Linked DNA regions of Homo sapiens: all the other regions are linked to region 2. A link is a loop called in an ENCODE intact Hi-C map of the cell type or tissue named here. Cell type or tissue: A673. All regions are shown on one strand.

Region 1 (8,000 bases), 1.1 Mb before region 2:
TGGGCAGGTTACTGCATGTTTCTGGGGCTCAGATTCTTGGTCTGTAAAATAAATACAAAATTACTTTCTTTTTAGTTTTTTTTTTTGATGATTTAATGTGATAAGTAATGCAGGTGCTTGGCACATAATAGGTTGTTTGTAAATGGCAACTATTAATCGCTTCGAGTTAGAACATTTGGGATCTGTTTCTGGTTCTTCTATTATCTCACTTTTAAACCTTTGCTTAGTTACTTAATATTTATGGGTACAAGCTAATGCAAAACCAATGCAGCAACAACAAAAAGCCCAAAGACAAAACAATAAAATTTTAAAAACTCATAAAATAGGGGGTTTGAATTATTTCTCAACATTTTTCCTACCAAGGATTCCTTCTTTTAGTCTCCCTCGATTACTTGAACTGCAATTTATTAATACCTAATTTGTTTTCTTATTTTCTTGTTTTCTTATTTTTAATTAATCAAAGATGTGTATATATATAATAATAATAAGTATTAGGCCTACAATAGAAAGACAAAGCAGTAGTAAATCTGGTTAATGAGTCCTTGTTTTCATTAACAAAAGAGGCCTTGTTTATGTAAATATTCAATTTCAAATAGCTATTTTTTGAATATATAAAATAGTTCAAGGATCCTCACTGATGATTTCTTGGAACCTTGGAGATTTGAGAACTCCAGGTTTGGCACCACAGTGCTGGACCTTGTCTAAGGGCCTTCAGGTGTATTAGGTCTTCAAAACCTTTGGCCTGTCCTTAAATTTCAAGATTGTTTTCCCCTAATTTTCTCCTTTTTCTGTCCTAATTTCTGCAAAACCTATTCACCATTGCTAGAATTCATGTACTCGGACTTTTACTCCCTTTTTGATAATAGCCACTTTTAGGGCCAGGGCATCACTCTGGACCCTTGCTAGTCAAAGTGAGCCAAGTGATACAAATGCACCAACGGCATTTGTATCACTTGGCTGCTTGTTAGAAATGCTGAATTCCAGCCCCCACTTTGGGCTTTCTGAACCCGAATCTGTAATTTAGCAAAATCCCTAAGAGGTTTGTATAGTCATTAAATTTGAGAGGCACTGGAGTAGAATGCAGATTAGAACTCAGTATGGAGCAATTTCCTAGTAAATTCGAATTCCTGATCTGTTACCTGGAACAAGCTATTCAACTGTTGTGAGCTTCAGTAAAAGAAAGGCAAAGAGCTTGCTTGTCTTACCTAGTGGTTTTGTTGTTAGTCGCAGGAAAATAATCAATAATAAAATATCTCATAATGTTGTCAGCTGATCTATGACCCCAAAGTGCATATCATTGCATCACTCTTCGATTTTTTTTTTAAGAATCAGAATGAATTGTAAAGTTAAATAAGTCCTCTTGCAATTCAGGAAACTCCTATAAGTCAAGTCACCACTCCTCTGCAATTCCCCTAGGAATTGTGAAACGCCCCCCTTCTCTGCTCTGTCCATACTGAGTTAGAGTTATCTGTTAGTCCCTCTGCATCCCCCTGAGATTTAGGAGTTCCTTGAAAGCATTGTCATGTAGACCGTATTAGACCCACCTCTGCTTTCTCCCTTACTTCTCTGTGCTTCTCCACCTCCTCCCAGTGCCTAGAACAGAGTGGGCTCTCCATATATGCTTGTTGAGTGAATAAATAGATGTAAGATATAATAATACTTGACAGCATCTCTCTGAAAAAAAAAATGCAGCCAGGGCAGTGGGTACCTCTACCACCTGTTTAATAGGGTTGTTAAGAGAATCAAATGAGCTTGGACACACAGTATCCCTATGTGAGCTGTAAAACACTGGATAAAATGAGAGAGCATTATTAGGCATATGCGGTCTGGCAGGGTCTTACAGATGGCAGTCACCTGTCATTATGAAAACTGTCTTTAAGCCAAAGCCAAAACAGTAGTGATTTCAGAGGCTCTTGGGGCAGTGAATTGTAAGCTTTTATCTCTGCTCCCTCCTGAGACCAAGTTTTCATTTATCATGTGTATTTGCTCCAGGGTAGTGTATCTGCTGTTGTTCTTTTGTTGTCTAGAGTAGTGGGGCCACCTTGTTGAGCTGGCATGCATACCCTGCTTCCGGGAGCTGTGGGCAGCCTTCTGGGGTATTGCATTTGGTTGGCAAGGGCTCTCGTCCTGTCCTGTGCCATGTGCTTGCAGCGTTTTCATGCTGTGTTGCCTCATTAGGGAGACTCACTCAGACTGTTTTGCTAAAAAACAATAAGGTCTGCACTGGGATAGAACACAGTTGAATAGACATTTATCTTTTCACAGGGCAAATCAATGAGTAATTTTCTGGTTTGAATGCTATATTTAACACCCCGTCTGGGGAAATGCTGTCAACCATGTCCTATTCCAAGGTGGCTTTATTAAAAGACTGTAAAAAAATCGTATTTAATATTCCTGGAATATACTTTTTTTCTTTGCTTAAACGTTTCCAGGGAGTAGTTGTTCCTCGTATCCTGGTCCTGATGCATAACCTTCTTAGGAATGGGCTATGTGTTGACAATGTGCACTCATGTGGGGTAGTATTCTTTGAATGCCAGTGAGGTAGAAAGGCAGACAGGCTCTTTACTATATCAAATTCAAAACCCAAGCTCTCTCCTCTACTGCATGTTAAAGGCAAGGGTGTAAAAACACTTCAATCTGTCAATTATTGGACTCCTGCCCATAGCAAAGCAGAGAAATGAATCAGGTGAGGGGCTAAGTCCATTAATGACCAGCCTCGTACTGTCATCAAGAGTAGAATAGTCCAGTTGACTTGAATTTCATTCAGCAACTGAGCCACTTACAATTTGTGACCTAAGAGACCTCCAGCTTCAATGTATTTCTTTGTTTTCAATCTATATTCAGGCATCCCAAAACTGTTTTCTTTCATCCAATCTCGTCAATGTACAGATGAAAAAAAAGAAGTCTCAGAGAGATCAAGCGACCTGTTCAAAGTCACACAGCTCACATTAGCAGAGCTGAGATGATATCCTCTACTGGTGAACTGAACCCATTGTCCTCATAGAGGAATGGTAGGGTTCATGGAGACTGGGAGGGCAGTTAGTTATGTTCACTGGGAGAACAAAAGGTTGAGGCTACTTTGTGGCTGTAGGACCTTGAGAGATCTGCTTAGATATTCTTTAAGGCCTCTCCTCTGAATTAGTCTCATCTATGCAATGGGGATACCAGCACATACACAGGTTTTTGTGTGTATTAAATGAGATCATATTTGTAAACTCCTAGGGCACTGCAGAAACATTGAAGTATAGACACTCCCAACAGACCCTTCCATTTCTGACATATTAGAGTTTTGAGTTGTACAAATACTGGGTTCTCATTCTTCATGTATCAGAAAGCAACTTGGAAAATGTGCTTGAAAAATATAACCATATGACATTAAAACAGTTTTCCTTATATTGAGTTTAGAAATATTTTATCACTGATTTTAGAAAAAACTGCTCTTAGAAACCCTTAAAGACCGTTTTCAAAGAAAGGTCTAATGCAGTGCAGCAGACTTCTCTGACTGGGTAGACTTCTAAGCTTGGGTAAGCTGTTGTTTTTGTTTTGTTTTGTTTTCTCTAGGGACAAATGGGTCATTCATGAAATCTCATGGGAATCCATTATTCGTGATATTCTTACGTTGGCACTAGCTTAACATCATGCAGGATAACAAGCTGTAGGTCCAAACACCAAGGAAGGTAGCCCTGTGCCACGAAAACCAATGTTGTCCTACTTCCCTGGCTAGTGCAAAACCTCTGGGGTTACCTTGATCTCATTTCAGGGCAGTTTCCCGAGCTCAGCAACTCCCTCAAAGCAGTTCTTACAGTTAGCTGTAGATGGCGATGTTGCACCAAGAACCTTCATAGTGGCTGTGGCAGGCAGAAGAGCGTCCAGCTGTGGCCTGCTGAGGCTCAATTCTGCAAACCCTATTTTAAGTTCCTGTGGTTGGTCATAACCCAGCAGTTCCCCTCCTGGGTCCCCTGCCTACCAATCATTCTCCCCAGCTACAAGCCAAGAAGGAGACTTCTGTCTCCCCTACCTCCTCCCTACTTTCCTTTACAGTGGGCTGTGATTAATGGCAGCACTAGTGAACAATTGAGAGGGAGAAGGTACTTGACTAATGCAAGAGCAGAGAGATTAAATGCAAACGGGTGCTGAACCTCTTTAGCGAGACCATCCTTGCAAATTTGTTTTCCCTTTCTTCTATAGGGGCCCCCTCCTTAGTGTGGAGACAGGCACAGTGACTTTATTAATCAAGGTACTTTGCAGGGGCTGATGAATTTTAACAGCAAATTGTCACTTACAATCCTTTGCTGTCTCATGTATCCCTGAGCACTGGTTATTTCATCGTCACCGATTAATCAAGACAGCCACAAAGCCACCCTGGAGTTTATTAGCAGAAAACATATTGTCTCTTCCTCAGAAACAACCTTTTTCTGTTACATCAAATGTGAAAACTACCTTTGCTTTAGTTTTTGATTGAGAGCCACACACAAGACATAGTTACCCTTTTATATTTTTCAAGATGATCATTAATAAGATTTTCCCAAATCTTATTATACTTCCTTGCTATAAGGACTCCTGAGGATTGACAGAAACAGACTTGAGACAAGATACTTTTTAACCTATAGTGGTTCTCAAACCTAACTGCATGTTAGAATTATTTACAGAGCTTTTTAAAAACACGCTCCTGGGCTGCATTAAATGCAAATGATTACAGAATTTCTGGGGCTCTTGCCTGGGTATGGATAAAGTTTTCTCATGCAATTTGCAGCCTGGATTGGCAGCTGGTACAAAACAATCTTGCTCACCTGAAGATGGTATGCTCATGTACAAAACGAGGGACTTTTATCTGTATGGGGTTTTTGTGGTACTTCAATGATGTCCGTCTCTCTCTTTACTGACTTTCTGCAAGACAGAACAACTTTGGTAGCCAGATATTTGCATATTGCATTTCTTCTATTCTTGCATTCATTCACTCACTCATTTATTCATTTCAATAAACATTTATTTGCCATTTTCCTCTGAGCCCGATTAAATCTCTGCCATCACAATTGTTAATATTCAGCAAATACTTACAGAAACTACATTTCATTACAGTTACGATAAAGGCTATGAAGGAGAAACACAGGGTACCATGAGAGCATTTGATGAAGACTGAATCTTGCCTGTGAGTCAGAAAAGCCTCCCGTAGGAAATGGCATTTACAGGGAGACCTGAGAGTTGATAGGAATCGGCCTGATGAGAGGAATGGTGGGAAGAGGGAGTCAGAGAAAGAATAAACTGTGCAAATGGCCGGTAGGAAGATGGCTTATTATAGGTATCAGAAGGAGGCCTAGGGGGAGAATAATAGAGTTTGAGGGTGTAGGGGTGGAAAGAGTGTAGTACCTGTTTTCTTCATCCTATGGGTCATGGCTGGTATTCCTATAACAAAAGACAAGTTAACAAGAGAAAAGTAGAACATATTTAATTAATCCAGATTGTACAGCCATGTAGAAATATGATTGGACAAAAAGGGAATGATCTAATAATAATAGACTGAGTGGGGAAACCTAGCAAGGCCTATCTGTTTGAAACATTCTTGGTCTTGTTGTGACATTTCTTCCGCCCAGTTATGGGGCAGGATCCCTTCTGGAATGATGGTTTTATAATCTACTTTCAGACAAGGTAACTCAAAACATTTCTTTAAAACTGGGTCTTATACAGAAAAGCAGGGGAAGATTAGAGCAATATTTCTAGGTTTTATGGCTGGTTTTGGGGGAGAAGGATTCTGGTTTCTAAGACCCACTTTGGGGAAGAGGGATTCTAGTTTCTAGGGCTTGCCTTAGAAATGGAAGGAAAGCAGCAGAAAAGAAGGGCAGGAGGTGAGAAAGACACTTTGCTTCTGATGACCTTCTAATGTTTTTCAGTTCAAATTTCTCAGTGTACCAAGGTGCCATACTTTGGGGTGTTATTTCCTGAGCCTCAGCAAGTCTAAGGGGTAGGTAAGAATGGATTTCACAAGACCTTGTAGGTCATTTTTGGGACCTTATCTAGAAATTAAAGAAGCTTTTGCATAATCTTTTTTAAAAAGTTGAATGGTTAGACTAGTGCGTTAAAAAATATTTAGGAGAAAAAAATTCCTGAATGGCAAAGTAAAGACCTTCAAAAATCTACTCCTTTATAAAAGCAACAGTGGCAAGAATTATTGAAGTCAAACTTTTTCAGAACTCTGGAAATTAGCCAAAAGCTTGCAAAAATTTGAGGACTGTTTAAGAAAAATGGCTGGAGATTAGTGAGAACGGTGAGAATGTGGTGTTTCGACTTATTCTATTCCAATCTCCTAATCTCCGGGTCCCCAGCAGTGTGGAAAACTAGCAGGCTTATAACCATGGCAGCGAAAAAGTCCAGATGCCTAATAGTTACTACAGGGGTCAGAAAAGGTTGGATGTTTCTCAAGAAGACCTGTCCCCAGGGAATTGTCACTCTTTGACTCACCCAACAGTTCCCTAGAAAAGCTTCTTCTTACAAGGTTTGTCTTTGTTTGATCTGACTCAGAGATCATTCAGTGGGAAAAGTCCTTTTCCCAGGGCATTTGATGAGGATCATTGGCCAATTGTTTAACATTACAACTGTGTAGGGTGGGGATGCCAGTTGAGGCAAATAAGAGACTGACCAAAAACTTTAAAGGAAAATCTTGGAATTGAGATGCTTCTACAAGGCATTGGAAAGCTCTGACATATTCCTGGAATTTAGAAGGCATGTGCATGTACAGGACTGTATACATAACTCCTGGTAGCTGTGAGGCCTCTGGATTAAAACAACAGCAAAAACAACAGCAGCAAAAACCTGAGAAGACCTTAATCTTTCACCTCTTGCTGAACTTGAGGGTCTCTGCAAGCAGGAAGTAAACATTCAGTGTTGACTTTGTGCTCTACCACACACACACAGCCCCATAGCAAATGATGGGGGACTTACCGATTCAAGATATTTAAGAACATCTCTGTTCAGTCATTAGCTAACCACTGAGCTAACCAAGCAGAGACTCCAGTCAGGGATAAAACATAACAAAGTATATAGAGTTTGCAGAACTGGATAAACAAATTCCTTAAACAAACAGTAGTAGTAGCAGCAGCAACAATAACAACAACAACAATAGCAACAATAAACAGCAATAATAAAAAACCATGGTTTGGGGGAGTAGGTCTGATTTTCCAGACTTGCCTCAAATATTATTCAAAATAACCAGTTTTAAAAAACAAATTTAATAGATATGTGAAGAAACAGGAAAGTGTGGCCTATTCACACAGAAATAAAAAGCAGACAATAGAAATTGTCCCTGAAGAAATTCAGATGTTTTACTTACGATAGTGAATTTAAATTATCTATTATAAATATGTTAAAGGATAAAACAATCTGAACATATAAAGGAAAGTGTAAGAAATGCTTCTCTAACTAAAGAATATCCATAGATAGAAACAATAAAAAGAGCCAAATAGAATTTCTGGAGCGAAAAGTATAATCATTGAAGAGAAAAAAAAAAATCACTAGAGGGGTTAAACAGCACATTTGAGCTGTTTAAAGAATCAGTGAACTGGAAGATATGACAATTGAGATTATGCATTCTGAAGATCAGAGAGAAAACAGAATGGAGGAAAACAAAGTGCCCCAGAGCTGTGTGAGACGAGACACCATCATTCATACCAACATATATACATATATACACACACACATATATATGTATATATATGTACACACACACACACACTCACACACACAGTAGTTCATACTTATCCACAGAGATACATTCTAAGACTCCAAGTGGAGGCTTGAAATCACAGATAGTACCAAAATCCTATTTAAACTATGCTATTTTTTTAATTTTATTATTATTATACTTTAAGTTTTAGGGTACATGTGCATAACGTGCAGGTTTGTTACATATGTATACATGTGCCATGTTGGTGTGCTGCACCCACTAACTCGTCATTTAGCACTAGGTATATCTTCTAATGCTAACCCTCCCACCTCCCCCCACCCCA
Region 2 (8,000 bases):
TATGCATGTAAATTGCAGTCATCAAAAACACGGAATAGGGACAGGTAAATGATATGAAGAAATAATGTCTAAATTTTTTTAAATGTTGATAGAAATTATAAACTCAAAGATTCAGGAAGCTCATTAAAATCTAAGTAATATAAACCTGCAGAAAGCATCATTAAATTACTTAAAAAATGCAGAGAAAAAGAAAAAAAATCAAAACATCCTCAGTGTAAAAAGAACCATTATGTACAGAGGAACAGTAGCAGATAGAGTCGGAGTTTCACCATGTTTGCCAAGCTAGTCTCAAACTCCTGACCTCGTGATCCACCTGCCTCAGGATCCCAAAGTGTTGGGATTACGCTGCACCCAGCCTTTTTTTTTTTTTTAATAATGGAAGCAAGAAGACAATGGACCAAAACTTTTTCAGACACACAAAAGCTGAAAAAATTCATCACCAGCAGTTCCAAAGTATGTTAAAGGAGGTCCTTCAGCTAGAAGAAACATGATAACAGATGGAATCTATATGTATAGCTATGAATGAAGAACATAGGGAATTGTAATAATGATATGTCAGTAAATATCAATTCTTTTTCTTATTTTTAAGTCATCTTAAAAGGTCAATTGACTAAAGAGAAATAATATCAATATATTATTGGGTTCATAACAAATGTGGAAGTAAGGCATACGACTAAAGAAAAATAATATCAATATACTATTGGGTTCATAACAAATGTGGAAGTAAGACATATGACAATAATACACAAAGTCTGGAAGAGGGGAACTTGATAAATATTGTTGCATACTTACATTCTACATGAAATGGTATTATATTACTGGAAGGTAGGCTATAACTTAAAGGTATATACTGTAAATCCTACAGCAACCTTCCCCCCTAAAGAAAGAAAAGAATAGGCCTGATGCGGTGACTCACTCCTGTAATCCCAGCACTTTGGGAGGCCGAGGCGGGTGGATCACTTGAGGTCAAGCGTTCGAGACCAGCTTGGCCAACATGGTAAAACCCTGTCTCTACTAAAAATACAAAAATTAGCCGGGTTTGATGGCCTGTAATTTCAGCTACTTGGGTGGCTGAGGCACAAGAATTACTTGAACTCAGGAGGTAAAAGGTTGCCGTGAGCTGAGATAATGCCACTGCACTCCAGCCTGGGAGTATGTCAAAAAAAAAAAAAAAAAAAAAAAAAAAAAGAAGGAAGGAAGGAAGGAAACCACCAAATAAACCAATGAATGAGATGAAATGACATTTTAAAAATATTCAATCCTAACAAAAGTAGAAAAAGAAGTAAACAAAGGGTAGGTCAAACACATAAGCAGAAGTGGCTGGACAGCAGATTTCAATCCAGCTTTATCAGTAATTACAACAAACTCAAATGATCTAATCATTCCTAATTATCAGGTATTGTAATATTGTGTAAAAAAGTAAGACATAACTATACATTGATCAAAAGAAACTTTAAATAAAGGTGCACATAGGTTGAAAGTAAAAAGATGCAAAAAGAGATAGGCTGCTACTAGTAATCCAAAAAAAATTGATGTGGCTGAATCAATGCCAGATAAAGTAAATTTTGTTAAAAAAATTACTGGTGAAAAAGAAGGTCATTTCATAATGATTTCATAATGAGTATTTAATCCTCAACATATATGTGTCTAGTAACAGAGCTTCAAAACCAGGTAAAACTGATAAATCTACAATTACAGTGAAGGATTTTGATAATATAGTGATAGAAAATCATTTAAGAGTATAGAGACACTAAACCACATTACCCACCAACTTGTTGTAATTGACATTTATAGACTGCTTCACTTAACCACAGCGGAACATACATTATATTTAAGACCACAAGGAACATTTACCAAGTTATGCCATATTTTGGGTCACAAGGCAAATCTTAATAAATTTAACAGAAATCAATTCATACAAAGAGTGATCTCTGATCACAATGGAATTAATATGAGAAATCCATAACAGAAAGATAAATGGAAAATTCCCAAATATTTGGAAATTAAATAACACACTTATAAATAAACCATGGTATAAACAAGAGGCCAAATGAAAAACCAGGTTCTCTTCCTGGTTTATGAATTGACACCTTCTTGTTGCATTCTAACATGGCAAAGAGAGAGATTTTCTCTCTCACATCTCTTATTAAGAGGGCACTAATCCTACTTAAGAGGGCTCCACCCTCATGACCTAATTAACTCCCAAAGGCCCTTGTAGGAAAGAAAAAGTAGTATCTTTTCCCCCCTCATCACAAAGTTTATGGCTGAGGTCCTTATATCAAATAAAAGATTAACAAGATGAAAACATACAAATGTATTTAATACGTTTCAGGTGACATGGGATCCTTCAGAAATGAAGACCCAAATAGACGGAAATTTATGTATATTTATGCTTATATTTGATGAATGGTATACAGTCATATAGAAGAACAATTAGAGAAAATGGTAAGATTTAAAGGTAATAAATTGGAGAGAACTTAGTGAGGCCCATTTGTTCAGATTCTTCTTGGCATCTCTGTGTTTGCAAGGACAAGAATTTCTCTTTTTTCAGCGTATGGGGAGGGCCCTGCTGAAACAAAGGTTTTATGACCTTACTTTAGTAAGACTAGCTAGATTTTATGGCCAGTTTCAGGGGAGAAGGGAAGAGGAAAGCGAGAGTGACCTTTCTGCTTCTGTCATTTTCTTAAATGTCGAAGTGACATATTTTGGAATAGTTTTTCTTGAATCTCATCACCCCACTTCCAAATATCATAGCATTAGGGATTAGGGCTTCAACATATAAATTTGGGGGGACATAAAATAAGCACAGAGGTCTTTTTTAAATACCAATACCTTAGTGTTTGGTGACACTATTGGCTTCAAAGTAAGTCTTGGTGAGGAAGGAGTGTTTGCTATTAAACTTCCTTCCAAATATCCTGTTTGAGTCAAGATATCATACAATCAAGAAAGTGATTTCCCTTTCCTGTTGAGTCTTAGGACACATATATAAAGCAAGAATGCATATACAGTCATTCCTAGGTATTCATGGGGAATTGGTTCCAGGACCCCTCTGTGTATCAAAATCCATGATTGCTCAAATACCTTATATCAAATGGTGTAGTATTTGCATATAACTTATGCACATCCTTCATAAATCATCTCTACATAACTTATAATGCCTAATACAATGTAAATACTATGTAAATACTTGTTATATTGCTTTTTAAAATTTGTATTCTTTTTATTATTGCATCGTTATTTTTAAAAAATATTTTATGAATGTGGGACCATGGATACAGAGGGCTGACTGGGATGCATATAATAAACTTTTAAAAAGTGGCAAATGTTACATAACTATAGGTTTACAAAAACAAGATCAAACCAACTCTTTGTAAAAATAAATTTAAAAACACATCTTCAACACCGAAAGGATTGATTAAATCATTTATCTTCTTTAACTTGGTGGTCCACAAAGCCAGACACATAGTACAAATCAAGTATCTACTTTATTTATAAGACATTTGTAGCACTGATAGATCACTTACTATGTGTCAGGAGATATGGTAAGCACATAATAAATATTAATTCATTCCAGTCTTAACAATAATCCTACTGGGTACATATTAGTGTCCTGCTTTCAAGTGACATAGCAACCTGATTTCAAAGACATTTTTTTAAAATTAAAAATATAAAAAAAAAGAGAGAGAGACAAAGTGCACCCCCACCCCAATAAAAGACAAAGATGTATGACTTGTAGAGACTAATCACCCTATATAAGGAAAAATTAAAATTTGAACCTAGATCTATCTAAATTCCAAAGGCCAGTTTTTAACACTACATTTTACTGACAATTTTGCCAATTAGTGCTGCGAGGTGGTATGTACCCATTAGTTATATTTAAGTAACTGAAGGCTAAGATGACATGCTAGAGTCTTTTAAACATTTCACACATTAACATAAATAGAATTGATAAAGACCAGTCAAGAGTCTTTGTACATTCTACATATGTGTTGCCTTTTTTAATGTTTGACTCCTAAACATGAATAATTCTTTCAAACTAATTTTTATAGACTAATTGTATTCATCCAATTTACAAACTGTTTTGTAGTTTAATCTAGTAGCTGCTATATTACATACAATATGTTGATGCTATACTTTATAGAACAAAATAAAATCACTAATAGAAATAGTATTATATGCAAGTCTAATCTTAGTTAGTGGCACAGTGTTTTTTCCAATATTAATCATAGAAAATCTACCAGAGTTATGAAAAATGGTGATTTGAGAGGGATATTTGGAAAAATATAAAATGTAAGTTATTCTCTAAGTTCTTCTTTGCACCTTAAAATTTTGTAAAAATTCAATTTTTTCATATTAGTCCCATCAATTTTATTAAGATCTGTGTTTACTAAATAAGATTAAATTCTTGCCGTTCTTGGAAGAATTATTTTACCTGTGTTTTCTTTTGTGACATCTGCTGGCAATACCTGGTATTACACTGCACTATAACTCACCTTTATCTACCTTCTCCAACTGTCCAATACTTTTCCAGATAATAGCAATTTAATTCAACTTAAAGAATATAGTGAGTGTTCTGAACTAATGAAAAGGTATTTTAATATGAAACTGAATCATAGAAGCAGAAAATTTAGCCCTCTAGAGGCTGATAACTTATTTAGCATATTACACATGTATTTTAATTTCATTGCTTGGTACTAAAAGAGATGTATACTTTTTTTCTGAAAACTTTAAGCTCGTTTCAGGCAAAAATGTTATATATTATAATGCTTACGATGGACAATTGTCAACCAATCCCTCTAGTGACACTGTCCCACACAGATGTTCTCTACAATTTCATAGCTATGTGATTTAAAAGTGTACATTAAAGTAAAACTGTGCAGGTGTCAAGTCTAAATTCATGTTTAAAAATGAATGAACTGTACCTAAATTGCTATATACATCGGATCCATGGCTGTGAAGCAGAATGCATGAGCAAACTTTTTATATTACCAGGAATCCATTTATCTATAGTCCCATCAGTCAAATTCAGATACTTGTTGCCAGCTCCAAGCTTTATAGTCTGGAGCTGGTTTTTGAAATTGCTTTGTATTTCCATTTAACAGCCAGGGAAGCAGCATGTTAAAATTTTCCTCGGTCTCCTTGGATCCTATTTATAAAGCTAATTTGTCTCCCCAGACATTTTTTTTTTTTCTCTTTTAAATGCCAGTTCTAGGCTTCTAAACCATTAACCCCCCTTCTTTATCCCAAGCAAAATACTGTCACAGACAACGCCGTTGCAGGACAGTGATGATTCCGATGATGATATAGTTCTCCCAGGCAGGATACAAAACATTTCGTCTTCTGGCCGGAGATGGATTCACTGCCCTCCCTGCAGACACGCAGGCTCACACACGGAGCACTGGGAAGTACACATTTACTGTACTGCATGCCGACTGCCTTGAAGAAACTGTAGCTAACCACCTTATTAGTATTCTTGCCTCCACCGTGTCTCACTTGCAGCATCAGAGGGCTGAGCAAATGCAGTAGAACAGGGACAGACACAGCTCTGGCAATCATCTCAATGCAGGCTGCCGAATGTTGGGGGTGGGGGGATGCAGCACTTCGAGATTAATAACCTTGCCATAATCCGGGGCACCCTGCAAGCAGACACCTCTGCTGATTGACCTGCTACTGGCTTGATGCATCTGCCTGGGGGAGAGGGATCCGGAATCTACCTAGTCCTGGGGCCCCCCTGATTTTGGATGTTCATTTGATCCTTCACAGATCTGGGAAGGTAACAGCGAGCCGTACCATCTGCAGCACACAGCAGCTCTTGGAGGTTACTACTGACAGTTTTCATTACACTGGTTTGTGTGAGTGCGTGTGTTTGTGTGTGTTTGTGAGTGTGGGTGCCTGCTTTGCATGAAAGAGAATGTGTGAGTGTCCGTGTGTGTGTATGTGTTAGTGTGACAACCAAAGCAGGTATTTCGTACAGTAGGAGATTTCAACAACGTGACAATATTCTCTAGGCACTTGGGCTCACTGTCTGTAGCCCCCACCCCCCGCCTTTCGCCACCTCCTTGCTTCCCTACTCCCCCTTCTGCTTTTGCCTTTGATGAGTTTTTGGCTTACTTTTTGGCGGAGTCTCTTGGACACGTTTTTGCTGGTGCTGGAAGATCAGATACATGGAACCTTTGAAAACTGATTATTTTTCTCCGATATGACTTAAAAAAAAATAAAAAGAAGAAAAGAAAATAGAGTAGTGCACGGCAAGCTAGAGGATTGTAAATTTTCCTTGGTGAACTTTGAGGATCCATAAAGAAGGTAAGTCACGGGACTCCTCAGATCTCAGTTCTTGTTGTCTTGCAATGTTTGTGTTTTCCTGCTTGTTTTCGGAAATGTATATGCAGTTTATATGCTCATTTTTAGAGATTGGAATGCTCAGAAGAACTCAGTGTGTGGCATTTTGGGGCTATTTTTTATGCCAAGGAGGTTATTTCCATTTGTATAACCATCCCCCCATTCCTCTTACCATTTTTGTACCTCTCTTGTTTATCTAACATTTTCACAGGGAATTCTGAATATATGAAATATGGAAAAAAATAATTCCGCCTTTCTCCTGCCTTGCAATACTCTCTAAATTTGAGGAAAAACATTAATCAGAAAAGCGACTGGCAGAGGCTCTGAGTTAGAGGCAAAGTGTATCTGCTCAGAGACTGGGGGCTGGGGAGGTGGGGATGTAATCCGGACTTTCACGATAACTTAATAGTAGACTTCCCCCTCCCCATAGCTCTATTTTTTTCTTCTTGAATAGTTATATCTGCTCTAGAGAGTAGCGAATGCGTGGAATACAGAAAAGCTGCTTCACCAGCTCTTAATTGGAGCAAATGAGAACAAAGTGGAAATTGTTTAGTATTTTGAACCTCTCTCTTTTTGCACTGATTCTCTCGCTATTGCATCTCATTAACCTTTTGGAATGCAGTGTCCCCTGATTAAGACTAGTGTCGCTCATTTTGGAACATCCTCTTACCCTACATGGTCCCCCGAGAAGGGAATGTGCTTGAAAATTGCTCTTAATTGTCTATTCTTGGCTGTAAAAGCAAGTGGCATGAGGAATTCAGGTGACTTTAGTCAAACATCTTGCCTAACTCAGTCTCTTTAGTTTCCTGGTAGTTAACTGTGCCTTTCTTCACCCGCCCCCCTCCCCCCCACCACGCTTTTCCTTCAAAGTGAAACGCAGACAATATTTTACCTGTTTCAATCCCAAAGTTATTTAATTAAAGCAAAATATCATTTCATTGTGATAACGTCTGTGTTCCTGTGTCTTTTAGTATTTTTATCTCTGCATTGGCATCAATTAGCTTCACCCCAGGAGTAAGAATCACTTGTAAATAGGTTTCTAAAATGCTGAGACCTCACATGAAGGCAACAGAATCTTACTCTTCATCTGCCAGTGCATGTGGATGGTTTATCCTTAAGAGAATAGTGTTAGTTCATGGACTGTTAGCCAACTTGAACTGTTACTGTGGACACGTTCATGGAAGAGATGACAGGTGTGTTAACTAGGTAGAGAAGAGCATACCTAAGTGATTCTCTCCAGCTGTTGATGTCTATGTATAGAAAGAAGATGCAAATTGTAACATAATAGATTTATTCAGAGGCTACGTTGCCTGGGTCAAAGATTTATGAGAGCACCCAAGTTGAGAGATGTCAGGCATCATACTCAAAACGTTGATTATATATATATATTTGTTTTTAAAAAAAGGAGTTACAAAAAGAAAACAAGCAAACAAACAAACAAACAAAAAACTTAAAGAAGAGATTATACTCTGGTATTACCCTAGGCTATCCTAGCCTTTCATCTATCTAATATTTTTTGCATGATGATTTTAGAGAAGTAGGTAAAAGAGGACAACTGTGAGAAGCTGCCCCTCCTCCACCCCTGGAGCAACCTTGTACCTGGTACTCCAGGCAGAGCTCTTGGTAAAAATTACCATGGGAAGACTCCTGTCAGTATAATT
Region 3 (8,000 bases), 150 kb before region 2:
TGCCATGTGAGGACAAAGCAAGAAGATGTCATTTGTAAGAAATAGAGCTGGCCAGGCACAGTGGTTTATGCCTGTATTCCCAGCACTTTGTGATGCCAAGGTGGGCGGATCATGAGGTCAGGTGTTCCAGACCAGTCTGACCAACATGGTGAGACCCCATCTCTACTAAAAATACAAAAATTAGCCAGGCGTGGTGGTGCTCACCTGTAATCCCAACTACTCAGGAGGCTCAGGCAGGATAATCCCTTGAACTAAGGAGGCAGAGGTTGCAATGAGCCGAGATCATGCCACTGCACTCCAGCCTGGGTGACAGAGCAAGACTCCATCTCAAAAAAAAAAAAAAAGAAATAGAGCCCTCGTCAGACATTAAATCTGTCAGTGCCTTAATCTTAGGCTTTCTACCTCTAGAACTGTGAGAAATAAATTTCTGTTCTTTAGAAGCTACTCAGTCTATAAAACTTTGTTGTAGCAATAAGCACAGCCTAAGACAGTAGCAACGGTGCACCAAATCGAAAGCTGCATAAGGACTTCTTGATTTTAGAAGCATGGACTGAGTGACTGCTGTGTATCAGGCACAATGTTAAACTTAAAGCCAATTATGTGATAAAACAGTATAATTTGATGAACATAAGGAATCAAAGGATAAAGACATGATCTCATTGATAATGGGGCAGACTCTCTGACAATTTTCCAGTGTTAGAATGTAAACTATTCTAAAATGAGGCAACATGAAAAGATTTTGATTTTTGTTGGATTTTTATTTTGTTAAATTAAAAAAGTTATAGGCAATCTGCATTCTATATCATCCTCTATCATTTAAACCTAAGATAAAACATGGGTCCCAGGAGCAGATTTGGAAGAAAAGTCCCTTATGCCACTTTGGGTTGCAATTAATTATCCTCATTTTCCTAGAATTTCATTTCTCAAAGTCATGGTGGATACCTGAACATAACTCAGCCCTCATCAAAGTGAGAGGGATATGAACTTACAAAGTATAAGTTCTTAAAAGTGTTTCTCTGAAAGTGATCAGATGCTTGGATTTATTTCACAACCAGTTATCCAGTATGTCCAGATGTGAACCAGGATGCATTTAATTGATTCAGAAAGATTTAATACTTTACATATGTAGCTACTTTTTCTCCTTGTATTCACATTTTCACTGCAGTACAAATGGGTTAACACAATTGGCTAACACAATTGGTTCTTATCATGCAGATTACCAATTAGGTACTCCAATTGATGACCCAATTTCCTTAAAAGCTTTTTAAAAAAAACTCTCTCTCTTTTAGGATTCCAAATATTATCTGGCCATTTTGGGAACTCAGTGTAGATCTAGCTGTACCTGTGCCCATCTCAGAAACAATCATTCTGTTTTCCAAAGATTAACTTAATTTTCTGCCTGTTTTACATTCTTCCTTTGATTATGATTCCCTGAAGCTGATTGAGCCAACATGAGGATGTGTTATACAGCTGACTAATAAGAGTGGCTTCTAGTTAACTAGGTTTTCAAATCACAGCCTCTTCCCTAGTTTGAATTCCCATTTATTCATTAACATTAAACAATGTGTACCCTGTGCCTCTTAGGTCTAGATACTCTTCTAGATGTAGGGGTGCATCAGGAAGCATAGTGGACAACAGTTCCTTTCATATGGAGCTTACAATCTCCTGGGGGTTCACCAAAGGCAGTGGCAAGAGAGAGAATAACAAAACAACTAAATGCAGCAATCAGAATTTTTATAGTACTAAGAGCTATGAAAATAATTAAACCTGGTAATATATATAGAATAGCAGAGTGTTTGTTTAGATTTCATTTGTCTGGATTTAACCAGGGGATGCTTTTCTGAGGTGAGGATATTTGAGCTGAGGTCTGAATGACATAAAATAGCCATCCATGCAAAGACCTGGGTGCAGACAGAACAGTAAGTGCAAAGGCCCTAGGATAAGAACAAGCTTCCAAGTTCCAGTAAAAACAAAAGGGTGGTGTGGCTAGAGAAGCAAGAGTGAGATGTAGTACCTCAGTCTGTGCTCCCAAATGCCAGGCCCTAGACAAACGTTTGTAAGAGTTAAGAAAAAGGAAAGAAACACGAAACGTGGCTTGACAGTCAAAGACAGGTTTATTTTAGATTAAAAACCTGAGAGGGGCTTCTGGCTGATATTTTTTGGTCAGGAGTGCTTTCTCTTACAGACTAGGAGTATATATTGGTTTCAGGGTAAGGAGGCTTATTACAAGCTTGGAATGTTTCTGTGTGGAGGAGAAGTTTTATGATGGGGTTGGAATGTCTCTGGGCAGAGGGGAAGGTATCTTGGGGCTGACATCTTTCCAGCAAAGGACATTATCTTGAGGCTAGCATGTCTCTGGTCAGGGAGGAGTTTGGAATGTTTCTGGTTGAAGATGTTATTTCTGGTTTATTGTTATGCTGACCTTAGCCATTAGGCTCATGCCCTTTGGATTTAGGCAGTTTTTGATTAAGGTGAACTTTAGAATGAGGTGCTTGTCCACGATGGTGATGCTCCTGCCCTGTGAAGATTGTGTGCCACTATTGTAAAGTAAAAACCCGGAGAGCAGAAGTAGGCACAAGGAGGGTGAAACCTAATAGGCACTAGAGCCAATATGAGGATATGTTATCAAGCTAACTCTTATCAGGTAAGAGTGACTGTTGGCTTGCTCTTTAGGAATTCTCTGAGAAATCATATAAACTGTCTCAAGAAGAAGTGAGAAAATTTACCCACCAGCTACCATTGCCCATTGATCAAGTGTTTAAACCACAACATATTACTCCCCTGCACACCTGGAATGTGCATGTTTTGGCAGCAAGTGAGAGTCTTGTTTTCCCACATGGCAGCATCAGTAAAGAAGCCCAGGACAGGAGGTATGGGGCACACTAGGAAGCATGAAGGAAATTGACAAGTTGCAATTGTGTGAGTACAGTCAGGGCCTACCAAGAATGGCATCCACAATGATGACTAGAACAAGAAACCATAAGTCATTTATTGCAGAGAGAGCAACATTCAAAATGGCTTAGGAAAATTAAACAGGTCTCAGAATTTATTCGGTCTTAGGGGTCATGATACAAGGTCTTGATTTTGTTCTAAGTATGTTGGAAAGACCCAGGAGGTTATTAAGCAGAATAAAATTTGATTTGTTTTATATTTTAAATAGATTACTCTGGATTTCAGTAGGGAACTACACGTCAAGGGGTAAGAGTGGAATAGTTTTTTCAGAAAAGTAGCTGGCAAACTATGACCTGTGGTTAGCCCATCTCCTGTTTTTGAAAAAAAATAATTATTGGAACACAGCCACCCTTATTCATTCCATATTGTCTGTGGTTCTTTTAGCACTGCTGAGACAAAGTTTAGTCATTGCAACAGACACCATATGTCCTACAAAGCCTAAAATATTTACTATTTGACTATTCAGAGAAAAAGTTTGCTGAACTTGAGTAATTTTTCTACAATAATCTGATTGTGTTATTATCTAGCCTGCTATCCTTCCATGGTTATCTGCTCTCTCTCTTTTTTTCTGCGTTATCTGCTCTCTTTATGATGTATTATTACATTAACATTAATATATAATAAAGCTTTATTTAGAATGCAAATCTTTCTTCTTTCAAAATGCATGTTACTTTTTATATGCCATGTTGTTTATCTAATTCAAAGTTAAGTGATATGCTAAGAACTATAACCAGTGCTTTATATATGTTAAGTGTATTAGTTTGTTGCAGTTTTTAAAACAGGAAAAATCTCAGTTGCTTACCAGAGCAAACGTTTCTTTTCTTTTGCATAACTTGCTAGCAGTTGTGAGTGAGCTGTGAAATCTCTTCCCCAAGAGTTTTCTCATTTTGGAATCTAAACTGAAGAAATAGCTATTATTTGGGATATACTATTTTCCTGACAGAAGGAAACAATAATAACTTGTGGAAATTCACAAGTCTTCTTAAAGCTTTTGCTTTAATGATGCACACATTACATCTGCTCATATACCATTAATCAATGCATATCAGATGGCCAAACTCAAAATCAATGGAGTGAGAATGTTCATTATTCTGTGGTGGAGTGGATACAGCAAATCACCTGTTAAGGAGGAAGTGAGTTATACTTTTCTAACAGGAAAGGTTGGAGGAGGGGAATCATTGATGTATTGACCCAGCCCCAAATCTTCTTTTTATTGCCTTGGCGTGTGATACTGGAGCTGGACCATGTAAACATTTCTCTTTAGTCAGCTCAATTTTAGTCAATAGAGGGTGCTGGAGGGACACTGCAAAGCCAGAGCAGGAGCAAAGGTTTTCCTTCCTGATTAAAGTTGCAGGATTTAGCAAACAAAATAAAGGATTCCCAGTTAAATTTGAACTTTGGATAAATAATTAATAATTTTGTTATACTATATACCCCAAATATTGTATGAGACATACTAAAAATTATTCATTGGTTAATTCATGTGTAGCTGAATGTCTTGTGCTTTATCTGGCAAGCATATCATGGTTCCAGTGAGGGTTTTTTTATTTTTATTTTTAAATTTTATTTTATTTATGTTTCTGTTTTAAATTTTATTTATTTATGTATTTATTTATTATACTTTAAGTTATAGGGTACATGTGCACAATGTGCAGGTTTGTTACATATGCATACATGTGCCATGTTGGTGTGCTGCACCCATTAACTCATCGTTTACATTAGGTATATCTCCTAATGCTATCCCTCCCCGCTCCCCACACCCCACAAGGTAGCAGTCAGAAGCTCATTCTATAGGAGGCATGGTAGCAGTCACATCAGAGGTCCACTGGCTAGCTGCAGTCTTACCCCCCAGCAAGTTTCTCTGCATACAAGCTTCAAATCAGACCAACAGGATGCATACTCCTGTGGTAAGGTAGATACACCTTCTCCAAAGCATTTGAATCTCACCCTTGAGGGGACAGTCTTCTAAGCAGTTTGTCACTTCCTTGTTCTCTCTCATTTTGGTGGCAGCTGCTCCCTGCATTTGCTATGTGTGTGCCCTTTACAGTCCTCTTTTATCGTTTTTTTTTTTTTTTTCAATTTAACCACCTTATGTCAGTTTATGGTTAGATATACCAAAATTTTCATGTTCAAATTACTGATGTGTTTTTTGTCCTGACTAGACCCTAATACAATTGAGCACAATAATACAATCTATCACACAAGATAATAAATACCTATCAGAAACTACTTAATCCCATTTCACAGATAAGAACATGTCTTAAGGAATTCATACAATGAGTGAAAAGTCACAGACCTAGTGAGTAATAGAAGTTTGATGCAAAAGTAGGTCTAGATGTTTGTAGTTTCATGTACTTAATTTGTCCCTGACTATCTTTCTAGCCACTAAATGGAAGATAATTTCAACATTTACTCTATATAATTAATATATACCCTTGTAATTTATCAGCTGGAAGAGTGAGTGATGCCTTCTTCTGCCGTTTATGCCTGCTGAATGTAATTATTTCATTGTTTCCATAGCATACTTTTCCCATTTTACAGGTAAGAGATTTGGGCAGAATGAAACAGAATTGGGGGAAATTCTGTTACAGGCAAAACTGTGTTCACCTCAAATTTCAAAAGTTAGGCTGGGCACATTGGCTCACGCCTGTAATCCCAGCACTTTGGGAGGCCGAGGTGGGTGGATCACCTGAGGTCAGGAGTTCAAGACCAGCCTGCCCAACATGGTGAAACCCCATCTCTACTAAAAATACAACAATTATCTGGGCATGGTGGTGGTCGCCTGTAGTCCCAGCAACTCGGGAGGCTGAGGCAGGAGAATGGCGTGAACCCGGAAGGCAGAGCTTGCAGTGAGCCGAGATTGTGCCACTGCACTCCAGCCTGGGCGACAGAGCAATACTCCATCTCAAAAAATAAAATAAAATAAAATAAATAAAATTCATAAGTTAAAGTCCTAAACCCCAATACTTGAAAATGTGACCATATTTGGAGATAGGGCCTTTACAGAAGTAATCAACATGACTGATGTCCTTATAAAAAGGTGAAATTTGGACACAGACATATACATAGAAAAAAGATGATGTGAAGAGACAACAAAAGAAAACAGCATCTATAAACCATAAAGAGAGGCCTAGAAAATTATTTTTTCAAAGGCCTCAGAAAAAATTAAAGCTGCTGAGAACTTGATTTTGAACTTCTAGCCCAGAACTATAGGAAAACTTCTGTTGTTTAACAACCCAGTCTATTAAAAGTAATGGCAAAAAACACAATTCCTTTTGCACCAACATAATACTTTCTTATGGCAGCCTCACCAAACTAATATAATCACTAACAAGTATTATTCTTTTCACAGGAAGATGCTGTGAATTTTCTCTCTGATGCTTTTCTAATAATAGGGAGAGGTGTTAAAGTTGTTTTATTTTTCTGTTCTTCTTATGAAAATAGCATAGATTATAGTTGAACTTATTATCCATGAACTTCATGCATGCAGCAAGAGGTTATAACACCATAATACACTCAATGTCTGATATAGGGATTAAAGTGTTACCAACTTGGTTCATATTTCTCGTCTCTATACCTGTATGTGGTTCATGAGCCAGTAGCATTGACATCACCCTGCAGTTTCCTTAAAAGGCAGAATTTCAGGCCTCACTGCAGAATTACTGAATCAGAATTTCCATTTTAACCAAGCCCTTAGGTGATAATTGTGCATATTACTGGTCAGAATTACCCTCTTCATCTACAACAACAACAAAAACACCAAACAACAACAACAACAAAACAACCTCTCATAATTTACCTTTCTTCTTATTTTTGTACATTCCTAAAGTGATATTTTAGACTACTAGAGTTAGCTTCTTGGAAGCACTGGAAATGTTTAGTTGGTTACAAGCACATCCGTTTTATTCACAGCTGGTTTGGAATCAATTAGCTGAAACTGAAATACCTCTAGAAACTCAATAATGTGATAATTGTTCTTAATTATTTCACTGTGAATTTTTTCCTGCCTAATTGTTACTTGGATCATAATAAGTGGATTCTCAAAATCAGAAAGAGTCTTTTGTTTTACCATTGCTAGATGCAAGAAGTCTTGCCACATACATTCATTTTGTAGCTCTTTAATATGTGGATATTTCAACATTTTGGATAAATAGATGAAACCAAATGTGACTCAAAGAAAACCATTTGTGGTTGTGGCATGCAAAAAACATAACATAAGGAATTTCTGGCTATATTAATCGATTTTTGTCATCCTCACTTTCACCTTTGGTAACATTAGTCATCAGCAGAATTTTCACAAAACAAAACACTTAACAAATATTATCTTCTGGATTTGTAACTGAAATAAAATTCTGCTGGAATCCACTTTATTTATGTCTTTCTTTTATATCTTTTTTCCTAACAAAAGGAAGAATCATTCTTCCTTTTGTTATTGAAGTTGTATGTTTTTGTTTTTATTGGGGACATGGAAGAGTTTTCATTTATCTTCAAGTTGAGAAACACATTCAGGAAGAGAATGAAAACCTCACCAATTTTATCTGTGGGATTTGGAGACCCAAAGTATTGAAGACACTCTCATTCGCTGCTAGTGAGAGTGTAAATTTTTGAAATAAATAAAAAGGGGGTACTCTGGCAATATTTACTGGATTTATAATTGTTCATGTATTTTAATTCTACAATTAGACTTCCTAATTTTATTCTAGAGCTATACTTGCATAAGCTCAAAATTACATGTAACAAAGTTATTTATTGCAACATTATTTGTAAAGGCAAACATTTTGAGACATTCTAAATCACTTAAAACTGGTTAAACATAAAAGTGTTATATAGTGTGTTTTATATACCACTATTTGTATAAAAAGAGGAAAAGATTGTATAGTTTTAGCTGTTCGTATTTCCATAAAATGTATCTGGAACTATACACAAGAAATAAAAGCATATGAGGAGGAGATATGGATGGACATGATAATTTTTACTGTATAATCCAATTTGCTTTCTGACTTTGGGAACATTCAAGTAAAAATTCAATTGAAAAATAATAAAAGCCA

Evidence for each region. Hi-C counts contacts between places; a loop is a spot of excess contacts. Peaks named below come from ENCODE experiments on the same cell type or tissue, not always from the same donor. Only the 100,000 strongest peaks of a DNase experiment are listed, where the experiment ranks them.
Region 1: a loop joins it to region 2, with 7 times the contacts of the local background. A loop is called at or near these places in 47 of 110 quality-filtered maps.
Region 3: it touches region 2 in a loop (2.9-fold over the local background); 4 of 110 quality-filtered maps call a loop at or near these places.

The regions. Positions count from the first base shown.
Region 1 is chr11:42,520,637-42,528,636 of GRCh38, reverse strand. No RefSeq gene overlaps it. Among named protein-coding and RNA genes, the nearest start is that of LINC02740, 270 kb to the right of the region's middle. RefSeq lists an enhancer at 1,628-2,128. In A673, CTCF peaks have their summits at 3,609 and 3,808; a DNase peak (open chromatin) is centred at 3,836.
Region 2 is chr11:41,457,734-41,465,733 of GRCh38, reverse strand. LRRC4C (leucine rich repeat containing 4C) reads left to right here and starts at 6,082. Exons shown (of 7, transcript NM_001258419.2): 1 at 6,082-6,303. In A673, a CTCF peak has its summit at 4,461 (motif pointing left); no DNase peak of the experiment used is centred here; H3K27me3 peaks cover 2,823 bases.
Region 3 is chr11:41,608,832-41,616,831 of GRCh38, reverse strand. The region is part of intron 2 of LINC02741 (long intergenic non-protein coding RNA 2741); the gene reads left to right. Among named protein-coding and RNA genes, the nearest start is that of LINC02741, 100 kb to the left of the region's middle. In A673, a CTCF peak has its summit at 4,238; no DNase peak of the experiment used is centred here.